2 separate regions of the Homo sapiens genome follow, and region 2 is linked to region 1. The links are chromatin contacts, found by Hi-C or POLR2A ChIA-PET in ENCODE. All regions are on one chromosome and are shown on one strand. Each heading gives the region's core, a stretch centred on a gene start or an enhancer-like site at or near the end of the contact. The rest is flanking DNA. Distances are from core to core; before and after follow the strand shown.

Region 1 (6,442 bases), core at 3,048-5,547:
ACCCAGGACCCCAATTCATGCTCCCAAAAGAAAAAAAAGTAAGCTGAAAGCTGAATCATGCAAGAAGATACTTTCCCTTTTGTTCCTAAGTAGACAGCTACAGATAAAAGGTTAACTATCTCCACAGGGAGCAACTCTATGTTCATTTTATCTTGTGAGAAGTGCCGATTTACTGAGCTCAGGAGCATGTGTCACTGCCTCTTCCCCTACCTGCTCCTTTTCTCTTGCAACCTGTAGATTACCACGGCCTCCCGCTTTTCCTCTAGCCTGCTTTTCCCCTTTAAAACTAAAACCCTCAACATCATCTTTGGAGAAAGGGACAGACCTGTCTCCCCAGTGCATCCTTAACTTTGGCAAAATAAACTTGTAAACTGATTGAGACCTGTCTCAGACACTTTTTGGTTTACAGCCTGATGCTTTTGTAGTTATGGCTGCTTGATAGAGTAGAGGCCGTTGCTGCCCCAATTACATTCTCTCCACGTGCCAGCTCATCAGCCTGTATCTTCTAACAACTCACAGCTGCCTCCATTCTAAAGAATCCCCCATTCCCCCTGTCAGACCTAGGAGCCTTGCATAACCCACCCACCCACCCTAACAGGCCTTGGCGGACGTTGGACAAGCTCAAACCAGCCCCTTCACCTCAAGGTAGGATGCAGCTCTGGTGCAATGTACTCCAGGGTGTCCCCATGCGGTCTCCATCGGAGACTACATTCTCGCTTAGCTTCCCCAACCCCAAACCTCCCCTTTTCTCTTATTCTCCTTTCTTTCTTTCTTTTTTGAGATGTAGTCTTGCTCTGTCGCACAGACTGGAGTGCAGTGGTGCGATCTCGGTTCACTAAAACCTCTGCTTCCTGGGTTCAAGTGAATCTCCTACTTCAGCCTCACGAGTAGCTGGGATTACAGGCGTGTGCCAGCACGCCTGGCTAATTTTTGTATTTTTAGTAGAGATGGGGTCTCACCATGTTGGCCAGGCTGGTCTCAGGTCCTGATTTCAAGTGATCTGCCCACCTTGGCCTCCCAAACCATTGGGATTATAGGCGTGAGCCACTGTGCCCGGCCTTTTCTGAGGGTACAAGCCAATAAGTCACTGAATAAGATCCTCATTTTAGGATCTGCTTCTAGGAAATCTGAGCTAAGACAGTGGGCATGGTTGAAAGTTTTTCTATGCTCTAATACTTAATTCAAAGTACTTATAGTACTTAATTTTTTTGAATTAAGTATATTATAGTATAGTACTTAAGTAAAAAATTAAGTACTTACAGTACTTAATTCAAAGTACTTAATTAAGTACTTAATTTTAAAAAACCCAACATTTAAAGGCTTGGAATTCAAATAATTCCAAGTTATGGAAGGTGTAATATTCTAAACAGTGGCTTCAAAGAGGCTGTTTTGGCTAATCTAATTGAGACATAGTAAATGGCTTAACACAGGTTGAGAATCCCTTATTTGAAATGCTGAAGTGTTTCAGATTTTGGATTTTTTTAAATTTTGGAATAGGGTGGGACCCAAATCTAAACACAACATTTATTTATGTTTTATATTCACCTTATATCATAACCTGGAGGTAGTTTTATACAATATTTTAAACAATTTGTGCATGAAACAAAGTACTGACTGAGTTTTGACTAGAATTCATCACATGATGTCAGGTGCATAATTTTCCACTTGTAGAGTCACATTGGTGCTCAAAAAGTTTCAAATTTTAGAGCAGTTCAGATTTTGGACTTTCAGATTAGGGATGTTCAACATGTCCCTTCTATTTGGGCTGCTGCTTCTTGTCATACATTTACAAAAACATTGTGCTATCTCCTCGGAGAATCTGTCATACAGACAGTTCCCACTTGGTGCACTATGATTGTGATAGCTCCAGTTCTCCAGGGTTTCCAGGCATATGAAGGACAGTGTCTCTTTCCCTCTCATAATGTCTAAAATGTGTCCTTTTTTTCTTCCCCAAGGGGAAGCATCTTCTCATGGTTTTCTGTTTGCCTTGGCTCCCACGCTGGTTGCTAAATCAGGCTCCAAATAAGACTGTGGTAATTGCACTGAGGAACTGTGACTATGCCGTTCTGTGTTGCCCTGAAGCAATAACAACAATTCCTTGAGCTAAATAAATATATATACTTTTTCCAAAAGGACCAATTTTAGCAATTTGGAAGATAAGTTTCTCAAACAAACAAACAAACAAACAAACAAAAAAACCACACACAAAAACCCACTATTGGCTGTTAAGGGAAAGTATCTGTTTGGGGAAACCACCAAAAGGACTAGGAATTTCATTTCCACCAGTTAATCATTTACAATTTTTAAGTCTAGGCAGGCAAACAAGGTCCATGACAAAAAGATAAGAAAGTTGGAGAGCATCATAGGAACATTTACAAGTTCAAAGTCTAGCGATTAGTCTACGTGGCTGATGTGGTCAATTTCATGGTTTCCATTTCCCCCCACGGTGCACAGTGTGGGTTGTGTCTTCAGGGCAATGTGAGGATGACAGCGGGAATGGTTTCAGGATTTCTCCACGGCACTAAGCTCTTACTCAGCTGTGGGCCCTCCTGACATTTACTTAAGACAGAGCACTCTGTCTTCACCTCTACAACTTTCCCTATGTCCAAGTGGTTTTATGCCCATTTGTTGTAATCTTGATTTACTTAATTTCTTTACACACATCTGCCTATTGATGAATCCCATCTCCCTTCCCCAAATTTTTATAACCTTTCCTTTCTGATTCAACTTATTCCAGATCCTGGTAACCTGCAGTTTTTCCCTTTCTGTACAGCCTATCTCTAGGTGAGTTCCAGAATGACTGTTAACAATGCAGTTGGTATAATCCTGTAGCTCACTAGCAAAATTTATAGAGAACCAAAAAAAGTCTGTTGCCATTTTTTCAGGAGTATTGGTATATAAATCCAAAATTACTTCTTTCCAGTTATAAATTTTAAAAACATTTATTTTAATAGTGTTTTTAAATACAAAAACATTGGAGGCATGATGTAAATTCATCTGTAATCCTACCTTTCAGAGATATTTGTCTTAGACTTTTGGTACCTTTGCTTTAAAAAAATTACAATAATTGAGATCATTTTGTACATCAGTTCTTTAATATGCTATTTTTCACTTGACACTAATTTATAATTATTTCCCAAGTCACTGAAGTTATTATTGAAGCATGATTTTAAAGGATTCATCATATTGTATTATGTGGCTTCATCATAATTTACTCTACCATTCCTTTGATATAGACCTTTCCAATTTTGCTATTGTAAATAATACTATAACAAATACTTTCCCCCATATGTCTGGGGCATTTTATTTTATTTTATTGAGATAGAGTTTTGCTCTGTTGCCCAGGCTGGAGTACAGTGGTGTGATCTTAGCTCACTACAACCTCTACGTCCCAGGCTCATGCAGTCCTCCCACCTCAGCCTCCTGAGTAGCTGTGACTACAAGCACATGCCAACACACCCAGCTAATTTTTGTATTTTTTCTACAGATAGGGTTTTTTCATGTTGCTCAGGCTTGTCTTGAGCTCCTGGGCTCAAGTGATCCACCCACCTCGGGCTCACAAATTGCTGGAACTACAGGTGTAAGCCACCATGCTGGACCTCTAGGGCATTTTATCATAATAGGGGATTCTTGAAGACCACAAGAAATGTCTCTTTGTGGCTAGGTACAGTGGCTTGAGCCTATAGTCCCAGCTACTTGGGAATGAGATTAGGCCTCAAGGATTGTGTGAGTCCAGGAGCTCAAGTCCAGAGTCCAGTCTGGGCAACATAGTGAGATCCTTTTCTTCTTAAAGAAAAAGAGAAAAAAGAAGGGTCTCTTTGACACTGAACTGCAGGAATTGGCTACAGGCAGCAGTTATACTTTTGAAGAGATAAGGGGCTCTTGCTTTGCTTGCTTGTTGAAATGTTAGCTATTTTTGAGGATGTTTGAAGCCAGAGATATCAAGCAACTGCTGTTGACACCTGCTTAGGTTATCACTTAGGTAAGTCAGATGAAAGTTGACCAATTTTCAACTAGTAAACCGAGTTTGCAGGCTTCCTAGTTTCTATCTTCCATGCATTATTCCAGAATGAGAGTAAGGCTGGCCCTTCTGTGAGTGTTGATGTAGTGTTCCCTATTGTCTAATACACTGTATCTCCCCTCAGTGATGATCTGTCAAAGGAAGAAACACATCCATGAATAAAGTGCTCTCCAAAGTGAGATGTGTCCCAGGTAGAAGTGACACCCTTATCCCCTCCTTGCTCCCGTCATTGTATTTCAGATGGCTGCATTCGTTTGAAGTTCTTCCCTGTAGAGTTCCGTGGAAGGACCCTGACTCCCTCTAGTGGACAGCGCCACTAGGCAAACAATAATTCCGCCCGGCAAAGTCCAGAAGCCAGGAGTAAGTGTCCTTAAATGCCCTCTTGAAATAATGGAAGCTGTGTTTCTGAAGGAGACTCTTCCCAGTCCACAGAAGTTTTTGTCTTTAGCGGGCCATCTGTGTCGACTGCTGCCACAAGACATCAGGGGATTTTTTTTTTCCTTCAGGGCAGCAATTAATTCAATAATCTACAGAGTTGTGTTTCTTTTTCACTAGCGTTGGAGACTTGTTATGTCCAGATTTACTTTATGCCACAGGCAAGAGGCATTACTAATGTGAACAGAACCCAAAAGAAACAAGCTATGAATCTGAGAATGCTCATATAAAGGACTGGAAAAAAGTCATAAAATCATTCTTTTGCTTTAAAAAAAATTCATTAGGAATGTAGAGAAAAACAGAAGAGACTGTTACAAGCTGTCTTAATCTGTTTTGTGCTGCTATAATAGAGTACCATAGACTGGGTAATTTATAAAGAACAGAGGTTAACTTCTTACAGTTCTGGAGGCTGGGAAGTCCCCTATCAAGGTGACAGCACCTGGTGAGGGCCTTCTTGCTGTTCTTGCTCTGTCATCCCATGGTGGAAGAACAAAAGAGCACGAGAGAGAGAGAGACAGAGAAAAAGAGACAACTTGAAGACTTGAAGCCCGAAGTCCTTCTATAGTTGGCACCATGACCTAAATATCTCCTATTAGGGCCCACATCCCAACACTATTGCATTGGGGATTATGTTTCCAACACATGTTTTTTTGGGGGACACATTCAAGCCACAGCACAAGGATTACTGGAAAACCATATACTATGTCCGAAGGGTCTATAATATGTTTTTCTCACAGTTCATCCAATCACCTCAGATAACCATCCTGACATTTTAAGAAGGAATTCAGAAGCTTCTATGTATGAATTGTCTAAATCGTTTATTGGTCTCTACATGTGCTTATAACGAAGTCTTGGTAATCCAGATAATACAACCTGGTTCCTGGCAGTGGACCTATACCTCCTACGTATCTACCTACCTAGGGCAAACTGCTTGGAAACGCTGGGTCTAGATGTTCTTATTTGTAAAATTACAGGGTTGAATTAGATGAGATGTAAACAGCTCTTCTAGTTCTAAGTCCATATGAAAAATAACATGTAGTCTCTTCTTAGAGGACACCTAAGGGAAGATTTCTTTCCACTGTTGTCTGCCACCATCACTGTTTGCCTGTGATCTAAGGCAAGTTCCGTCAACAGAGCGGGAAACATTTCCTTTTTCTCATTCCTGGCTCAAGTGTCCTCTAAATGTGCCATTGCTGTTCTGACCAGGGCATTTGAGCATTTCAAATCTGTACTTGTTGAAGAACAGACAGCCTCTAGTACTTAACGTGCAGCTGCAATGGGTGAAGAAAAATGCCCCCATTTTATGGGAATCTCAAGAATGGGATGGCTGTATGTGAATCCTTTGTCTTTGATTTAAACTGAGACAACAGTGAACACTATAGCTCTGACCTGTGCAAATACAATAAGCACTTCAGCCCAGAAACAGTTTTACCTCTTGTATTAGGTTGGGCTTTCAGTATGTATTTGAAGAGGAGCTATTTATGGGCTTGCAAAGTGCTGGAGGAAAGGAATTTAAAGGACGTCCTTGAGCGAATTCAGGGGGTTTTATTTCAAAAGGCCAAACTGTGCATTAACCCTTCACTTCCTGGCACATACCACCTACACGCTGCTCTTCCAGAGGTCTGGGAGAAATGGGTGATTAGGTAGCGGGTGGGGAGGGCAGGATTCACTTGCATGGTCTTGAGAAAGTCACTTCCTCAGTGTGACGGCTCTTGCTCTGGCTGATGGGGACCTGTGGAATTGGGAAGAAAAAGCAGTTGAAGAAGAGGAAGTCTTTTTGAGTAGGGATGAGGGTGCATTGACACTGACTAGTTTATTTGCACATCATTCAAGACTTGGTATTTTTTTAAAATCTTGATATTTTCATTTAGTCATAGTGGAAGAATGCATGAATTTTTTTTGAAATAAAGTAGACTACTACTGCATTGGCATGCCCATTGTAAAATATAACTATAGTAGATTTTAAAATAAAAACAATTTGTTTGT
Region 2 (6,433 bases), core at 662-3,161, 370 kb before region 1:
CCACCGCGTCTGGTGGTAATTTTTCTATTTTTGGTAGAGATAGGGTTTCTCCATGTTGGCCAGGCTGCTCTCGAACTCCTGGGCTCAAGTGATCCTCCCAAGGTGCTGGTATTACAGGCATGAGCCATTATGCCTGGCCTAAAAACTCTTCTTCTCAGAGACATTGGCAACTAAATGGCTGATTATCAGACCTAAACCACAAGGATGGTAGCAACAACAATCCTAGCAAAAAACCCCAGGCCAAGGCACATCCAAAAAAGCACTTTTGATATCGCTGGCTTACTGGATCAATGCACCCCTAGATTCTATTGCAACTCAAATTAAATTCCTTTGGGATTACCCAGAATGAAGACGTCTTAAAAAGGTCTCAGACCTCAAACTAGAAAGTTTTCTGATGATGAGACTAACTAATGAGTTTAGTAATTGCTGTAAACTAGTCACTAAACGCTAAAAAATTTTAAGTTTCAGCTTCGTTAGGCTCCTGGTATTATGAATTTTACATGTTAAGATAATTCCAGTATCTATCTTCTTTTATCCTCTTAGCAGCCATTCAAAATCCATATTTTTTACGGTAATGTAAATCCATTAGGCACAGACTAGAAAGTGCATTGAGGGATCAATCTTACGGTGAAACAAACAGAGACTAAATGACCTTCTCCATCTCTGATTTCTCTGATACATTAGTCTATTATGCCCAGCCTAAACTATGAAAATATTTTTTCACCATTCCAGAATAGAGAAAACAGTACATAAAGAAAAGTATTGGACACCCCAAAGTACCACTGGGAACTAATTCCATATCATAAACGAAGAAGCTCACATCACAGTTATGGAAGAACTGAGAAATGGTTGGGGCTGGGGCAAGCATGGTCAGTGTGCTTTATTTATCATTCATTGCTTTCAATTACATTTTCAACTGTTTTCCTTTTAAATTTCAAACAATATTAAATAACTTGTTTTTAGTAAGGAAGACAAATACCCACAAAGTGATGAATAACCTACGAGGTAAATAATTCATAGTTTTTAAAGATTCACTGATAACTGGAACAAAAGCTATCATTCACGTTGCTTTCTATTCTGTAAAAGAAGCCATTATGCTGAATTTGTACAATATTATCTACGATTAACAACAAAGGTCTGATAATAACAATGTTGATCGAGGGATAAAGGGAAAAATAAGAGCTTTTGCTTCTTAGGGAAGAACACTCAAAAGCAGACAATAGCTAACCTAGCAGATTTTCTCTATTGCAAAATAACCATTTTCTAAACAGACTAGTAATCAAAAAAGTTTTAAAAAGTACTTCCATTTAATCCCACTGTGAAAGAACTCAAGAACCATATTTCACTAAAACTGAAAAACTAGCTAAAAAGCAACTCACTCCAAAATCTTGCCTACTTTCTAATAAATACAATGTCAGATGCCTTCAAAAATATGTAACATTTATGTTACAATTATATTGCTTTAATTGTTGGCCACTTTTAAGTAATTCATTCTAACTTCCCCTCCTCCACCACTTAAAGCTCTGCAAATAGTCTCATCTGTGCTACTTAAGAATTAACTTAATTCTTTTAAAGTAATTCAGATCATTAGATTTATCACATTAAACAGGTATTTTGACAAAAAAAAAATTCTAAAAGATTACTTTCCTACTCTTACAAGAAGACAGTGTTTTTATATCCTGATTTACTTTTGCTTTATACATCATAGCAGTTTTGAATTAAAAAGCAAATATATACATACACACTTATGAAACAAACCTGACCACTCCATGCACAATACAGATTGCACAACAAACTCCAATTGTGGTTGATCATGCAGTCTAAAATCCTGAACTGGGCCATGACTGCCTATAGCACAGTCTGCATCTCTTCTCTGACTCAGCTTCTGTCAGCAGAGCAGCGGGGTTACGAGAGCTCTGCAGTGATGTGGTCCACAAATAAGATCTTCCCCTCCCTTTCCTGTCTAAGCAGCAATAGCTAACTGGCAGAACGACATCATCTTCCCAAATGTAGTTCCCACCAGTACATTTAAATTATTAGATCATGAAGGAAAGTTTTCATAAAATTCTTACTGAGTATTTAACATTATTTAATTTGTAAAAGGTTATTGCTTTTTCCTTCTTTTCTGGGCATCTTTAGTCATTCAATGAAAACACAACCTGGGGAGGTGGTATATAAATCAATCAACTATGCTGGCTCCGGTCCACAGCAAACAAATTCCAACACAAGGCTGTGCCATCATCAATGACGCTCACACTGACTTGATCCCAAGGGTACCAAAGGGTACTCCGTCCTTTCTTAACCTCTCAGTAGCGCCACACAGAGCTAACAACTCCTTCAATGGCTCTCATCCTGGGTACCACAGTTCCAGTCTCTTTGTTCTCTTACTACTTCTTTAACTATTACTTCTTTGCAAAAGGCAATGTAGCAATGTGAGAAAAGCCTAGATCTTAATAAGACAGATGTATGACCAAGGAGGCTAAAGACTTATCCTTTAAGCTTCAAATCATTCATTTGTAAGATGGAGACATACCTTCACGAGGTTTAATCTGAAATAACATCTGTAACATGCTTAAAACAGTGTCTAACAGATATCTAATAAATGATTAATAGTTTCAAGATGATCACCCCTTTCTGTCTAAATCAGAATTCTATCCTTGACCTCCCTCTAATTTCTTACACTTCCATAGGTGAAGTCACCTCAACCTGTGATTTTAACTATGAATTATTTCTAAAGCCCTCTTCAACACCACCCTTTCTCCCAAGCTCCAAATCTGCGTGACTAAACACTTGCTAAGCACATACACCTACATACTACATGTCCAAAACTGAATTCATCACCTTCCCTCCAAACTTGCACGACCTCCTCTATTCCCTAATCTGCATAGTGGCTGTACAACTCATCCCCCTAGTCACCCAAACAGAAACCAGAGTCATCTTAGACTCCTCCTTCCTTACCTCTCATATCTAGCTACCAAATCATGTCACTTCTCCCAAAACATATAATGAACTGTCCTTTTTCCACTCCACCGGCACTGCCTAAATTCAGACCCCCATCAACTTTCTCCTGGATTATCACAGGGCATCTAGTTGGTCTCCCAAACATCCTGTCACCCCTCTCTGGAATCTTGTCTGTTCAGGACTAACAAAAGCACCTTTTAAACTAAAAGCTAATCATATGACTACTCTATAAATTCCTTCTGTTGCTCCTTTCTGCCTGTATACAGCAGTGTTTCCCAAGTATGTTCCTACTTGTTTTATAGGATGCAGAATATAAACTACAGTTAAGTAAAAAAAAGTCTTCAATAGCAAAATAAATTTGAGAGAAGCTAGGTTAAACAATGCTGCTGCTGGAAGCTTGCCAAAGGCTAAATATAAAGATCAAATTCAAAGTCCTCAAAATCTGAAAACTGAGGCTACTGAAAAGCTTGTTTCTAACTAGTTCGCCTTGGTGGCTGGTTTGTCGGCCTCTGTCCGTCCCTTAATTGGTGGTGTTCCTCAGATTCTGGACTTTGACCCTCTTCCCTCCCTCAATGACCTCATCAACTCCCAAAACTATAATTACCATAGATGCTGGCTTAATTGAACTCTGCCTAACTGACTTGCTAGACCAACCAAAATTCTTGATTTCCTGGCTAATTCTTGAATACTGGCTGATCCCATGGCTCAACTCTATTATTATTATTTGTACAAATTTATGGGGTATCATATGCAATTTTGTTATCTGCATAGATAGTGTAGTGGTCAAGTTGGCTTTTCGTATATTTATCACCCAAATAACACACACTGTACCCATTAACTAATTTATCGTCATTCACCTGCTCCCACTCTGTCACCCTTCTGAGTCTCCATTGTCTATCCTTCCACTCTCTACACCCATGTGTACAAATTTTTAGCACCCACTTATGAGCGAGAACATGCAATATTCAACTTTCTGTGCTTGGTTTGTTTCACTTAAGATAATGTCCTCCAGTTCCATCCACATTGCTGCAAAAGATATAATTTCATTCTTTCTTATGGCTGAATAGTATTCCATGAATAGTCTTCCATTCCAAATATACCACATTGTCTTTGTCTATTCCTCCACTGATGGACACTTAGGTTGATTCCATATCTTTGCTACTGTGAATAGTGCTGCAACAAACATACAAGAGCAGATATCTTTTTGATAAGTGGATTTCTTTTCCTTTGAGTAGATTCCTAGGTCAAATGGTAGTTCCATTTTTACTTCTTTAAGAAATCTCCACACAGTTTTCCATAGAGGTTGTAACAAAGAAAAGAGAGAAGACCCAAATAAAAAAATCAGATATGAAAAAGGAGACGTTACAACTGATACCACAGAAATACAAACGATCATCAAAAACTATTATGAACAGCAATTATGCTCACAAACTAGAAAACCTAGAGGAAATGGATAAATTCCTAGAAACATACAACCACTCAAGGTTGAACCAAGAAGAAATAGAAAACCTGAACACATCAATAACAAGTAGCAAGGCTCAATCAGTAATTTAAAAAAATCTCCCAACAAAGAAAGCTCAGGACTAGATGGATTCACAGCCAAATTCTATCAAACATACAAAGAACTAAAAAGAACTAATACCAATCCTCCTGAAACTGTTCTAAGAAATCAAGGAATAAGGAATTCTCCCTAACTCATTCTATGAGGCCAGTATCACCCTGATACCAAAACTGGAAAAGGGGGCGGGCACTGCGTCTCATGCCTGTAATCCCCGCACTTTGGGAGGCTGAGACGACAGGACAGCTTGAGCTCAGGAGTTCAAGACCAGCTCAGGCAAAACAGTGAGACCTCATCTCTACAAAAAAAATTTAAAAATTAGCCAGGTGTGATGGTGCATGCCTGTAGTCCCAGCTACTCAGGAGACTGGACAGAAAGACTGCTTGAGGCCAGCAGGTCGAGGCTACAGTAAGCCATGTTCATGTCACTGCACTGCAGGCTGGGTGACAGAGCAAAACCTTCTCTTAAAAAAAAAAAAAAAACAATCCAGACAAGGACACAACAACAACAACAACAACAACAAAACCCTACAGACCAATATCCCTGACGCACACAGACACAGAAGTCCTCAACAAAATACCTGCAAACTGAATCCAACCGTACTGCAAGCTCAACTCTTACAACTGGGAAGATAATCTAGACACTCAATTCTGCTCCCAACAAGTGACATTCAAGCTTAACATAAGTCAGTTTTATTTTTGCACATATCTCTTTATGTCTGTTTTGTGTTTGGTAATAATGTAATGTAGATGGTATGGAAACTGATGAAATATGGGTAAAAACAAAAGTTGTTCTTTCTGAGAAAACTAACTTGAGTACATTGAAAGGACTCAATAAAGGCTGTTGCTCACTTCTATATTTTTCCCTTCCTGGTCTTGTAGCTGAATAAGCTACAGCTAGGGAGAATATCCAGTATCTCTAGATATAAATATTCTAGATATACTATATGTAGAATCTCTAGATAGAGAGTATCTAGTGAGACATTAAATATTCTCCCTAGTATTCTAGAGATAATAGATATTCTCCCTAGCTGTAGCATATTCAGAATCTAAAGTTGTTCCCTGTGCCACAACATTCTTCTCTTCTTTCTACCTAGTTAACTCCTTCCTCAGTTAGCTTAGACACAATCTTCCCAGGAAGATTTTCCCTGATCTCTACAGTAGGTGAGGTCAGCCTGCTATATGTTTTCATAGCTCCTTACTCTTCTGCTAAAATCCTATTCATTGCAACTCTACTATAAGTACTTGTTCAATTGTCTGCGCTTCCCATTGCCCATGTATACCCATGAAGGTAGGAACCAGACTATGTCTGTATTTTTATGCTGCGCACCCTCAGTGTCTGGCACTCAGAAGGTGCTCAATAAATGTTTGTTGAATTTGTTAATAAATGTGGAAGGACACTTCTAAATATAACAGGAAAGTTTGGCACTAGATCAAATTTGAATCATTTTTGATTAACTTCTATCTTGGGAACAAAAGGGTCATTATCATCAGTTGTAGGCAAAACACAAGTTGCTTCCTTCCTCAATCTCAGTAAGAAAGTAGCTGGTGCGGTGACTCCCGCCTTTAATCCCAGCACTTTGGGAGGCCAAGGCGGGTGGATCCCAAGGTCAGGAGTTCGAGAACAGCATGGCCAACATGGCGAAACCCCATCTCTATTAAAAATACGAAAATTGGCTGGGCATGGTGGAGGGTGCCTGTAGTCCCAGCTACTTGGGAGGCTGAGGCAGGTCAATCACTTGAACCTGAGAGGCAGAGGTTGCAGTGATCCAAGATCGCGCCACTGCACTCCAGCCTGGGCAATGGAGCAAGACTCCATCTCAAAAAAAAAAAAAAAAAAAAAAGGGAAGGAAGGAAGGAAGGAAGGAGGGAGGGAGGGTGGGAGGGAAAAAGAGAAAGAAAGAGAGAAAGAGAG

The links. Hi-C counts contacts between places; a loop is a spot of excess contacts on that map. ChIA-PET counts read pairs that join two places held with the same protein, here RNA polymerase II (POLR2A). Pooled maps may share reads with other maps.
Region 2: a loop to region 1 is called in a map of naive thymus-derived CD4-positive, alpha-beta T cell, with 2.7 times the contacts of the local background. The contact joins two enhancer-like sites. A Hi-C loop is called at or near these places in 2 of 168 maps with a recorded cell type or tissue (Calu3 and naive thymus-derived CD4-positive, alpha-beta T cell) and 6 of 50 pooled maps. POLR2A ChIA-PET finds 5 or more read pairs at or near these places in 2 of 52 experiments (AG04450 and RWPE1).

Annotation. Positions count from the first base shown.
Region 1 is chr10:25,076,839-25,083,280 of GRCh38, forward strand. No RefSeq gene overlaps it. Among named protein-coding and RNA genes, the nearest start is that of LINC01516, 33 kb to the right of the region's middle. Within about 2 kb of position 4,298, at least 5 of the 41 ENCODE cell types and tissues checked have a DNase peak (open chromatin) inside an H3K27ac peak, as active enhancers do.
Region 2 is chr10:24,704,754-24,711,186 of GRCh38, forward strand. All of the region lies in intron 2 of ARHGAP21 (Rho GTPase activating protein 21), which reads right to left. Among named protein-coding and RNA genes, the nearest start is that of ARHGAP21, 16 kb to the right of the region's middle. Within about 2 kb of position 1,912, at least 3 of the 41 ENCODE cell types and tissues checked have a DNase peak (open chromatin) inside an H3K27ac peak, as active enhancers do.